2 separate regions of the Homo sapiens genome follow, and region 1 is linked to region 2. Evidence: chromatin contacts called from ENCODE Hi-C or POLR2A ChIA-PET data. All regions are on one chromosome and are shown on one strand. The core of a region is the stretch at or near the end of the contact, and the rest is flanking DNA. Distances in the headings are between cores, read along the strand shown. Region 1 has its middle 330 kb from the start of MAF. Region 2 overlaps WWOX (WW domain containing oxidoreductase).

Region 1 (5,322 bases), core at 326-2,825, 520 kb before region 2:
GGTGCGGTGGCTCACGCCTATAATCCCAGCACTTTGGGAGGCCAAGGTAGGTGGATCACCTGAGATCAGGAGTTCAAGACCAGCCTGGCCAACATGGCGAAACCCCGTCTCTACTAAAAATAAAAAATAAAAAAAAATGCCAGAAAGCCAGGCATGGTGGCGGGCGCTTGTAATCCCAGCTACTCGGGAGGCTGAGGCAGGAGAATCACTTGAACCCAGGAGGCGGAGATTGCAGTGAGCCAAGATTGCACCAGTGCACTCTATCCTGGGTGAAAAGAGTGAAACTCTGTCTCATTAAAAAAAAAAAAAACTCTGGCCATGTCTTTGTACTCACAAATTAGAGGGACAGAGTGTGTATGAGTGTCTCTGTCTGTGTCTGTGTATAGGGTTGTGGTCAGTGCATGGTGACCTCCCAAGCCACACTGCTTAGACGCACTCAGTGAATTACACCAGGAAGAGATCGCCTTCCAAGCCTGGACTTCAGCCCACACAAATCAGGGCCAGTGGGAGCTTTCTCCACCCTCCTCCTTCCTACTGTCACCAGTGTATTTACTTCCTGAGAGATGGTTGTGCCAGAAAGTCACTGCATCTAGATTTGGGATTATCACTGGAAACAAGCCAGCCCTACCTAAGCAATGATGGGGCTAAGACTAAATCTTTCCCTTGGTATCCTGCCTATAAATCAGAGGAGCAGAGAGATGATGGATTCCAGCTCCTTGCTTTCAGATGGGGAATCTATGGTTCAAAGACTGGGTTGAGTGCCTCAAGGAGGCAGGATTCCTAGCTTTTCATCTGTTCTCCTTCCTCCACTCCACACATGCTCCTCTGCCCTTGGCCACATCTCCTTGACTGCAAGCCTTGCTACTACTTTGGGTTCTCAAGAAATATATCACACACAGCCACCCACTGTCTCAAGCCAGCAAAGAAAAAGCCCCCTGCAGCCCTCAGGCCAGCACACAATAGAACTCATACACTAGGATGCTTTTTTAAAGGGGTACCTTCTGTGGGAGCTAGATGCAGAAGGGATCTGCTTTTCAGGGGCTTCCTTTGTCTCTTCTGTCCCAAAGCTGCCTATTCCCTGATCTTCTAGGCCCTTCACCTCCTTCCACCCACCCCGAGAAGAGGTAGCTAGGAGACTTGAATTCCCGTAAGCATGCAGGATGAAAAAAACAGGATTGCAAAAAAACCCATAAGCCCTTCAGAGCTGTGATCTTTCTGGAATGAAACCAATGCATTCATTTCTTGAGAGATGAATGGACCAGGTTCGTCTCCATAGCTTGCTTCTAGGTTTGGGATTTTATGGAAATATGCAAGACCTTGCTTGGGTGACGATGGAGCTAAGGCCAAACCTCTCCCTTAGAGGCTTGCCTATAAAATAGAAAGTAGGTCCGTGGAGGTTGGAGTTCATTACATTCCTTTGCTTCCTTTTCTGGTGTTGCTACCCCTCACCCCTCACTCAGGGCGATTTGCATGAAAGGAAGTCTGAGAGGCAGGGACAGCCCCCGACCTTGAAGTCACAGGCCACAGAGAAGGAAGATGAGCCAAAACCAGAATAATTATCATTCTGCTCCTGCCCTTGAAGTTCACCGGAGTTTCAGATCAGCCATATTCTTCACCATGACCTTATTTCTGCAAGGGGAACCTCAAGATGCCATTAATCACAACTTAGATTTTTTTTTAAAGCCTGGTGACAAGACAGGGGTGTTGGCTCATTTGGGATGGGAGCTGTGGTTCAAGCCTCTGTCCACACCCACCCATACCTCCATTCGCCAGAGAGAAAGAAAGAGGTGTAAAATCTTGTTCCTGACTGAGAAGGGCTTCACGGCCATGGTGACACCTGTAAACCTACAGGCTGGATTTGCAACCATGTATGAGCCATTAGGGGCAGTGAGTGAGAGGAGGAAGGTGTAACTCACTCGGGTGCCCAGACCCAAGCCCGAGAAGCACATAGCCACTGCTGGAAGTCACTCCTTTGCTAAACAGCCCCTACATCACATCCAGCTTCCATTCCACGTTGGACTCTGATTTCAGTTCTCTAAGGCAAACACCAAGACATCTTGGGTGGTAAACAGTTCAATAAGCATTGAGACCAAATGACCAACATAGAGACAGGTCCCAGGGTTACAAGACATTAAAGCTGCTTTCCATAAAGATTTGGCCAAGAAAAGGTAGAAAGATTGGAAACTAGCAAATATCAAAACACCTACTATGAGCAAGCCACAGCTGAGGAGCTTTTATCTCTTAATTCTCACACTCCTAAGAGATCCTGATCATTACTCCCATTTATCAGGCAGAGAAAGAGAGGTGCAAAAGAGTGAAATGGCTTGCCCAGGGCTATACCACTGGTAAGTCACAGGGAAGAATTGCAGACAAGCATCTGACAATGCGGCTTGTGTGCATGATGTTGGCTGCCCCAGGTGGCCGGCAGCACAGTGAGAATTTCTTTCTCAGGATTGGGGTCCTCTTTTGAAACTGATATATGGAGTTGGTGGGCTTCCTGTTGCAATGTTTCTTGGGTAGTTTGATTTCTTTCAGCCTACAGTTTGGCTAATTCATTCTTCCAGTTCTTTTCATTTAGCTGAGAAATGCCATTGTTTCTTCCTTAATTTTTAAACAACTCTATGTCTGTTGTTGCAAAACCTGTTGTCCTAGTTCGACTACAGAAATGTGGCTACTGTGGGGAAAGGTGGTCACAATTGCTAACCTATATTACGTTCCAGCCTTGCACTTTTACTATGCATTGTCTGAATTCACTTTCACAGTAATCCTAACAGGCTAGTGCCATCATTACTATGACCATTTGACAGATGAGGAAATGGAGGCTTAGAGAGGTGAAGTGACTTGCTCAAAATCCTGCAGCCAGGAGCAAAAGACTCAGGATATGAACAGAGGTTTCCTACAAGCCCATGATCATAACCCTCAGGCTGAGACGACTACATTTTTCTTGCATGGTATGGGTACAGTTACGCACAATTCCGGTGTTTGTGGGGGAGAGGGGGTAGCTGATTCCAACCCCAGGGCTGGGAAGCTCATGTCCACACCCCATGGTCATGGAGGGCATAACAGAAGCAACGAGGCCACTCTGGGGGCCATGTTGTTTTTCTTGGGATTTATTGTGTGGGTCAAAACAGTAAAGATGTTCAGTGAGAGTTCAGAGACCCAGCTCCCCTAGAGGGGAGGATGTGACTCAGTGCCACCCGGACAGCTCTGCCAGTAACTGAGGTGTGATTAAGTCCCACAAGCCGGAGAACCAGGGGAAAGGCGTGCCCCCGCCCACACCCCCAGGCACCTGAGAACGGGCCAGGTGGAGTATTCCCCAGCCCACCCCATCCTCACTCCCACCTCCTAGTCTTAGTGGAAAGAAATAATCTGTCACTTAGGAAGCTCCCTCCAGACCCTTGTCCCCTGGCCTCATCATAAACATCTACTGGGCACATGTACGCTGCACTCTTTGTGTTCTCCCCTTACTCCTGACAACACCATTGAAGCAGGTGTTCATCTTAATCTCATTTCATAGAAGAGGAGGTAGAGGCTCACAAAGATGAAGTGTCTTGCCCAAAAGACTGAAGAACTCTCTCCATGTCATACTACCCGGTGCATCCCAGAGGTAGTGCCTCTGCACTGTCCGCCACCAGCTGATTGGCCGTGAGCCATTCTGCCATTATCCCTCTGTGTATCTTCACACTTGGTACTTGGCCCTAGAACAACAGCCCCGCAGCAGCGGGCAAAGGGGATTCCTCCCATTCACTGGCCCATTCACTCCTCCTTTCCCATACCACACACGTACACACACACACCTAAAACAATCTGCAGAGCTCACACTTTTCGTGTATCTCCTCTCCTCCTTGTTCTGGGTAGTGAGTCCTGAGCAGTAACCACGTGAACCACTTCCAGGCTGGCAGATCTAACTGCAAGTGCTAGCTGGACCCTCCATAGAGTGATTTTCATAATGGGCACAATACCCCACCACATCCAAGATGGCAGCTGCTTCATCAGTGTGAATCTTCATGGACAGAACTTCCACGCTGATCCATGGTGACCTGTAACTTCAGCAAAATTGAACTTTGTTGTTCTAGGCTTCTGAGATGTTGGGGTCTCTTAGCTATCCTGACTTTATAGTGTATTACATGCATAAGCAATTATTACTTAGGATGGATTCACAGCCCCATAGTGGAGACAGACTAGTAAATAACTATGGTAACTCATTCATTCAACAACAGTTTATTGAGAGCTGCCATGTGCTCCATGCTGTGCTTGAGTCCAGGAATGTGTGAGTCTCCCTGCAATCAAAGGAAAGATACATGTCATTACCATGATACCCTGTGAACACTTCTATCTCCTCATCTCCTCTTCATGAGCATTACTGGTTGGTACCTTTTTCTAACAAGGCAGGCAGCAGGATCATGTTCGGTGCCTTGCCTTCCAAGCCCAGTATCCTGTGTCTCACATAGTAGTTGCTCAAAAAATGTTTATTACATGACCAAATTATAAATAAATCCACCCAGCCCAATCCATCACTCTACCCTACTCTCCCTCATGTCTCAAGATGAAGAAGCTGGTTGAAGCTTGGAAGCTTAATTCTTATATAAGTAATAAAAGTGCAGCATCAGAGGTGAGGAAAGATCTTGATATCATGCATATGGCTATTTCCAGAAAGACAACCCAGTCCAAGTGTTCCATACACCACCATGTTGTTTTTTTCTTGGTTATCAACTTCTTTCTTTCCATCTTTCTGACTTTGATAATAACAGCCAGAGATGCTCTTATTGCCTTTTGGGACCTACCCCTTTGCTCTGGGAGTCCTCAGAACCCCTCTATTAAAGGCTTGGATTCAAGGTATATTACAGTAGTCCCCCCTTATCCATGGTTTTCCTTTCCAGGGTTTCAGTTACCCGTGGTCAACCATGGACTGAAAATATTAAATGGAAAATTCTAGACATAAACAATTTATAAGTTTTAAATTGTGTGCCATTCTGAGTAGTGTGATCAAATCCTGCTCCCTCCAGCTTTGGCTCTGTCCCTCAAGACATGAATTCTGGCCGGCTGTGGTGGCTCACACCTATAATCCTAGCACTTTGGGAGGTCAAGTCAGGAGGATCACTTGAGCTCAGGAGTTCGAGACCAGCCTAGGCAACACAGTGAGACCTCAAAGAAATAAAAGAAAAAGAAAAAGAAAAGAAAAGAAGAAAAGAAAGGAGAGGAGAGGAAAGGGAAGAAAAGGGAAGGAGAAAAAGAAAAGTTGAATTCTCCCTGTGTTCAACATATCCCTGCTGTAGACACTCCCCACCTGTGAGTCACTTAGCAGCCATCTCAGTCATCAGC
Region 2 (6,058 bases), core at 3,176-5,675:
AGAAGGAAGCAAGAATCTCAGGAAGAGAAGTGAGGCATCCTAAAGTCCATCCTCACCGAGTGAAGACAGAGAAGATGGCATCCCCAGGGACCAAGTTCTCTAGAGAAAGAGCTGCCACAGAGCAAAAGAGAAATGCCTGGCGGAATCCATTTATAATCACAATCTAATAATACTTAGCAATGCCCAATGGGATAAGCCTAAAGAAAATTATGAGAGTAATTACAAGAGTTCACATTAATGATAATTTAATAATCATTCTCTTTGGCATATCTCTTTTCTTGAGATGGATAAATTGGATTGTGTTAGACAGAATTCCCCTGTTTCTGCCACTTAAAAGTCATGTGACCTTGGAATAGCCTCTTCAATTCTATGCTTCCTTAAATTTATATATACATATACATATACATATATATATATATATATATATATATATATTTTTTTTTTTTTTTTTTTTTTTTTGATATAGGGTCTTGCCCTGTCACCCAGGCTTGACTGCAGTGGTGTGATCTTTGCTCACTACAGCCTTGACTTCCCAGGCTCAAGCAATCCTCCCACCTCAGCCTCCTGAGTACCTGGGACTACAGGTACATACCACAATGCCCAGCTAATTTCTGTTTATGTTTTGTAGAGATGGGATTTCATGATGTTAGCCAGGCTGGTCGCAAACTCCTGGGCTCAAGCAAACTACCTGCCTTGGCCTCCCAATGTGATGGGATTACAGGCATGAGCCACTGCACCTGGGCAAGTTTTATTTAAGAAGGCTATAATGCACTAAAACTCTGCAGTAATATTTGCTGCAACAAAGAAAACTGAGAAGTATCTTAAGACACAGGGGTGACTGGTCCTCCCAACCCCAATACTCTTCTTACTCATTGTCTTTGTACCTGGATAATGAAATGAGAGTTGCCTAAGAGGTTCTTTCTTTCTTTTTTCTTTTTTTTTGAGACGGAGTCTCACTCTGTCGCTCAGGCTGGAGTCTGTCGCCCAGGCTGGAGGGTAGTGGTGTAATCTCGGCTCACTGCAAGCTCCGCCTCCCGGATTCACACCATTATCCTGTCTCAGCCTCCAGAGTAGCTGGGATTACAGGCGCCTGCCCCCACGCCCGGCTAATTTTGTTTTTGTATTATTAGTAGAGACGGGGTTTCACCATGTTAGCCAGGATGGTCTCCATCTCCTGACCTCAGGTGATCCACCCGCCTCGGCCTCCCAAAGTGCTGGGATTATAGGCGTGAGCTACCGTGCCCAGCCCTAAGAGATTACTGAAATCACTGCCTCTATCCTGGAAGAACCAGGCAGACAAACGGCCTAGAATTATCCCCACTGATATTTAAGCTGGAGTGTGCCGTTGCTGCTGGTGGCACCCAGCCAAGATGGGACCAGGACAGATTTAGATCAGGAAGCCTGACTCCTGGAATTCCTGGCCAGCTAGGTAAGGCGGCTCGCCAGGCCATTTAAGTAATTATGTGATTAAATTTATTGGAGACTACTTATTACATAAAGTTGTGGTGAAGATTAAAGAAGACAGGGCATATAAACTCATTAGCACAAAGCAGGGCTCCATAAATGCTAAACCACTCTCAGGGGAAAACAGAAGACAAATGTTTATCTTAAAGAATTTTATCATGATTTGAAAGTGAGTTTAAAAATCTGCTGAACCTGTTAGCTAAATCATATTAGAAAGAATATTCTTGGCCAGGCATGGTGGCTCACACCTGTAATCTCAGCACTTTGGGAAGCCTGAGGTCAGGAGTTAGAAACTAGCCTGGCCAACAGGGCGAAATCCCGTGTCTACTAAAAATACAAAAATTAGCCAGGTGTGGTGGTGTGTGCCTGTAATCCCAGCTACTCAGAAGGCTGAGGCAGAAGAATCGCTTGAACCCAGGAGGCAGAGGTTGCAGTAAGCTGAGATCGCATCACTGTACTCTAGCCTGGGCAACAGAGTGTGAGACTCCGTCAAAAACAAAAAGGAAAGAAAGAATATCTTTGTTTTAACCTGATAGTCTCTAACACTGACAGACAAAATATTAAAGAACATTTACCAATATTTCAAGTCACTCAACTACTTAAAGGTATATTTTCAGTACGCATCGAAGTGAATCACTCAAAAGCAGACATTGTACAAGAGATACTCTTTTATGGATTGAGACAACTGACTGATTATTTAAAACAAAGACAAAGTTTTACCAATGTTAGAATTTATGTTCACTTCTGTGAGTGAATTTTGTGTCGTCTCTCTCCTCATCCTCCTCCTTATTTAAAGAAAAATGCCAATTCTCTTTAGAAGTATTGTGGCAGCCCACTTCCACGTGGAGGCACCAGAAGAAAGACACAGTTGGGTTATTCATTTTCATCTGGGTGACCACTCTGCCTCCAGTCTTACTCTAAAATGGGAATTAATTTCTTTCTTACCTTCCCTCCCTCCTTCCTTTCTTTTTCTAGAAAATCCTTTCTCTTCCTTTTCTCTCTCTCTCTTTCCCTCCCTCCCTCCTTCTTCCCTTCCTCCTTCCTTCCTTCCTTTCCTTCTTTCATCACAACATGTCTACGTGTTGGTAAGGAACTGAACCTACGTATTTTTTAACTCTGCAGAAATGGCTTTCTTGGAGTATTGTTTAATATCAAACTCTATTTTTGTATCTACATAAATATAAGGCATGCATGACTGATGGAAGAATGTTTTGTTATTTTTAGTAAACTGTTTTAAAATGCTGTATCACCTTGTCTTTTTATATGAGTTTTGGGTCTTTACATGTATATTTATATACAAACATATGCATATATATATATATATATATATATATAAAATCTGATAAATATATATATAATCTGATAAATATATATATATATAATCTGATAAATTCTTACAGTTATGTTGCAGGACAGAGGTGTGTTACTATACACCTCTGTTTCTTTTTTTTGGTTGAAAACTCTTTGCTTTTGACTCCCAGGAAACCCAGCTAAATTTAATGCTAGATGTCAGAAATAATTCATAAAGTTTCCAGGTATATTTATCTCATATCTTCTTCTAACTAATTTCTGATATGTAGTTCGAAACACAAATTAAATACATCTGTCTTTTATATGTAGTGTACTATTCCCTTTTGAGTCAAATTCTTTTTGGAAGTAGGAATGGTTTCAACTGTTTGAAACAGCACTCTTCTCTTTTCTCTGCAACCTTGTCCCTATGAAAAATAAATTGGAGATTTCTCAAAGGTCTAAAAATAGAATTACCATTTGACCTAGCAATCTTATTAGTGGGTATACATTCAAAGGAAAATAAATCACTCTACTAAAAAGACACCTGCACTCACGTTCTTGGCAGCACTACCCACAACAGCAAAGACATGGAATCATCCTAAGTGCCCATCAATGGTGGATTAGTTAAAGAAAATGTGGTACGTATACACCACGAAATACTACACAGCCATAAAAAAGAAGAAAATCATGTTCTTTGCAGCAACGTGGATACAGCTTGAAGCCATTATCCTGAGCGAATAAATGCAGAAACAGAAAACCAAATACCGCATGTTCTTACTTACAAGTCGAAGCTCAACACTGCGTACACATGGGCATGAAGACAGGAACAATAGACTCTGGGGACTTCAAAAGGGGGGACTAGGGAGGGAAGGAGAAAAGGATTGAAAAACTACCTATTGAGTACTATGTTTACTAATTTGGGTGATGGGTTCAATTGAAGCCCAAATCTCAGTATCTTGCAAGATATCCATGTAACAGACCTACACATGTACCCCCCGAAACTGAAACAAAAAATAAAAAATAAAATAAAATAAATCCCAGTTTACTTACACATGATAAATAAATGAAACAGCACTGTTCTTTCTTTACTTTTTCTAAGCCAACTCACACTTCCTGATCCTAATGGAAATCCTTTCGGGTTCACAACTAGGAGTCCTGGTCCCATTCTTACAGACCACAGGAGGGGCAAGACAGCTATGAAATTTTGTGCCTCTCATTTCTGTCCTGCAGAGAAACTGAGCCTCTGAATAGGAGTTCAGTGGAGATCACCCACCAGCTGACCTGGGCAGTGGGTTTTTCTTCCTGTTTTTGAATAAGGCAGCAGCTGAACTGTACAAACACCTCTACTTTCACCGAGGTGTTGCTCACTATTTTATTTTCATTTCTCTTCTTCCTTGTTTTTAAGGTGTGAAAAAGACTTTCAGCAATGCCTTCCATATGCTGTCTTATTTTATTTCTCCTATTTTTCCCTGATAGAGTCTATCTACTACTGAACGACAAGAAGGGATTGTTGGGGGGAGCTGAGAGTCACTCTGCCAAAAAGCATCTGACTTGTAAACAGTGCAAGACTTTTAAAAGTCTACTCTCTGACCTTCTATTTTGAGGACCCTCAAAGTGAAGAAAGTCAAACTTGGTATTAAATAACCACCCAGGATGTGGTTGTCAGCTTGAGGTGTTAAGAGGAACAGTTTATAAAAAGCCTGGTTAAATATAGGAAGTACAGTTGCATTTCAGGTAACTCGAGATTTGAACATCCAATACGGCTTTAACGGAGGCAATCTATTTGGCCCATTTTCACAGATATATATTAAATGACACCTATTTTGAGGTCTATAATTTTTCCTCCTTAGCTAGACCAGAAAACACTTCCTCCACCCTAATTCATGCTTCCTTATCCTCCAAATGTATATCCTCCACTTTTTTTCCCCACTGAAATAAATACATCCTTAAACTACTTTGCATAGCCCTAGGGTAAAACAACAATTGTAACAACAACAAAACATTAAATGCTTCATTATGATTTAATATTCTATCACCAGAACCCAAAACCTCAGTTTGACTATTTTGGGTCTCTCTCTTTCTCTCTTTTAAACTATTATTAAAATGGTAATTTTAATGCAAAAGGCTGTATTCAATTTTAAAACATTGTTTTGTTTTGAATTTCAGCTGTCTTGAAAGTCCATTTTTTTCCCCTTTCCTCTCTGTAGGGAAGAGGATTGAACTTCTCTCGAGCTCTGTTTCCTCATTTGTAAAATGCAGGATCTACCTATGATGTAGGTGGTTAAACAGTAGTCTGTGTGTGATGCATGGCACACAGGTCACCCCATGGCAGTGCATGTTTTATCTGCGTACCCATGCAGACAGCCCTTGGTCATGGAGGACTATGCCACCATAGCCTCGGTCCACCAACCCCTAAGCACTAAAACACATCCAGACCATGTGATCAGCAATTGATAATTTTAGAATACACTTGGCTAATTTCTCTGATCCCACTGCTACAAATAAACCTTGCAGTCGTTGATTTGGTCAGGTTCAAATTTCACCACGGCCCTACGGGCATAAAGATGAATTATTTGATTGCAAGGAGAAATAAGAGACCATGTGTCAGGCTGCTTTGCAAATCAATTCACCTCCCCTGCAAAGATGCTCCTTCCTACTTAAGATATATGGCTTTACAAGGATTTGGGCAGCATCTGTGTTTGCCGTGTCAGAGGGCAAGACGCATGCAGATGTAATATCACCGAGCAGTGTAATCCGAGTGTGCATGAAAAATAACTGCAGAGGGAATGAGGGAACCCTTTGCCACGGGCCCTGACAGCACCTCAAATAAGCACTTTACCTAATCTCCCTTGTTGATTCCTATCTGGGCCCAGTGACTTCATGCAGCTGCCATCTGCTAACCAGTTAGGGCATGTTGATCACGGACGTATTGTAATCAGAGCTGAGGTCTCCAATGGTAAAGCAGGCTTGCTGCCAAGATGGGGCAAGACCCTAATAAGAATGGCAGAAAGGAGCCGAAAGGTGAACTTTACAGCCAGCATGCCTGGATTAAGCTTCTATTTTATTTAACTCTGTATCCCCAGGGCTTGGCGTGGAAAAATGCCCAGTAAATACTGCAGATAGAAATGAGTGAAAGACTTTCCATAAAAAGTGAAGCACTTCCACCACTGGGTAACAGTAATTATTTGCATAGAGTCTTTTGAGCTATTTTATAGTAGATTAAAATGTTTATTTGTGGTGAGCTATCTGTGGTAGACAAGGTTCATTCATTCATTCATCAGATATGTATTGAGTGGACACTGCC

Evidence for each region. Hi-C counts contacts between places; a loop is a spot of excess contacts on that map. ChIA-PET counts read pairs that join two places held with the same protein, here RNA polymerase II (POLR2A). Pooled maps may share reads with other maps.
Region 1: a map of CD4-positive, alpha-beta memory T cell shows a loop between it and region 2 (3-fold over the local background). The contact joins two enhancer-like sites. A Hi-C loop is called at or near these places in 1 of 168 maps with a recorded cell type or tissue (CD4-positive, alpha-beta memory T cell) and 7 of 50 pooled maps. POLR2A ChIA-PET finds 5 or more read pairs at or near these places in 1 of 52 experiments (activated CD4-positive, alpha-beta T cell).

Annotation. Positions count from the first base shown.
Region 1 is chr16:79,265,889-79,271,210 of GRCh38, reverse strand. It overlaps a transcript of MAF not described here. Among named protein-coding and RNA genes, the nearest start is that of MAF, 330 kb to the left of the region's middle. Within about 2 kb of position 1,575, at least 3 of the 41 ENCODE cell types and tissues checked have a DNase peak (open chromatin) inside an H3K27ac peak, as active enhancers do.
Region 2 is chr16:78,748,203-78,754,260 of GRCh38, reverse strand. All of the region lies in intron 8 of WWOX (WW domain containing oxidoreductase), which reads right to left. Among named protein-coding and RNA genes, the nearest start is that of WWOX-AS2, 250 kb to the right of the region's middle. Within about 2 kb of position 4,425, at least 6 of the 41 ENCODE cell types and tissues checked have a DNase peak (open chromatin) inside an H3K27ac peak, as active enhancers do.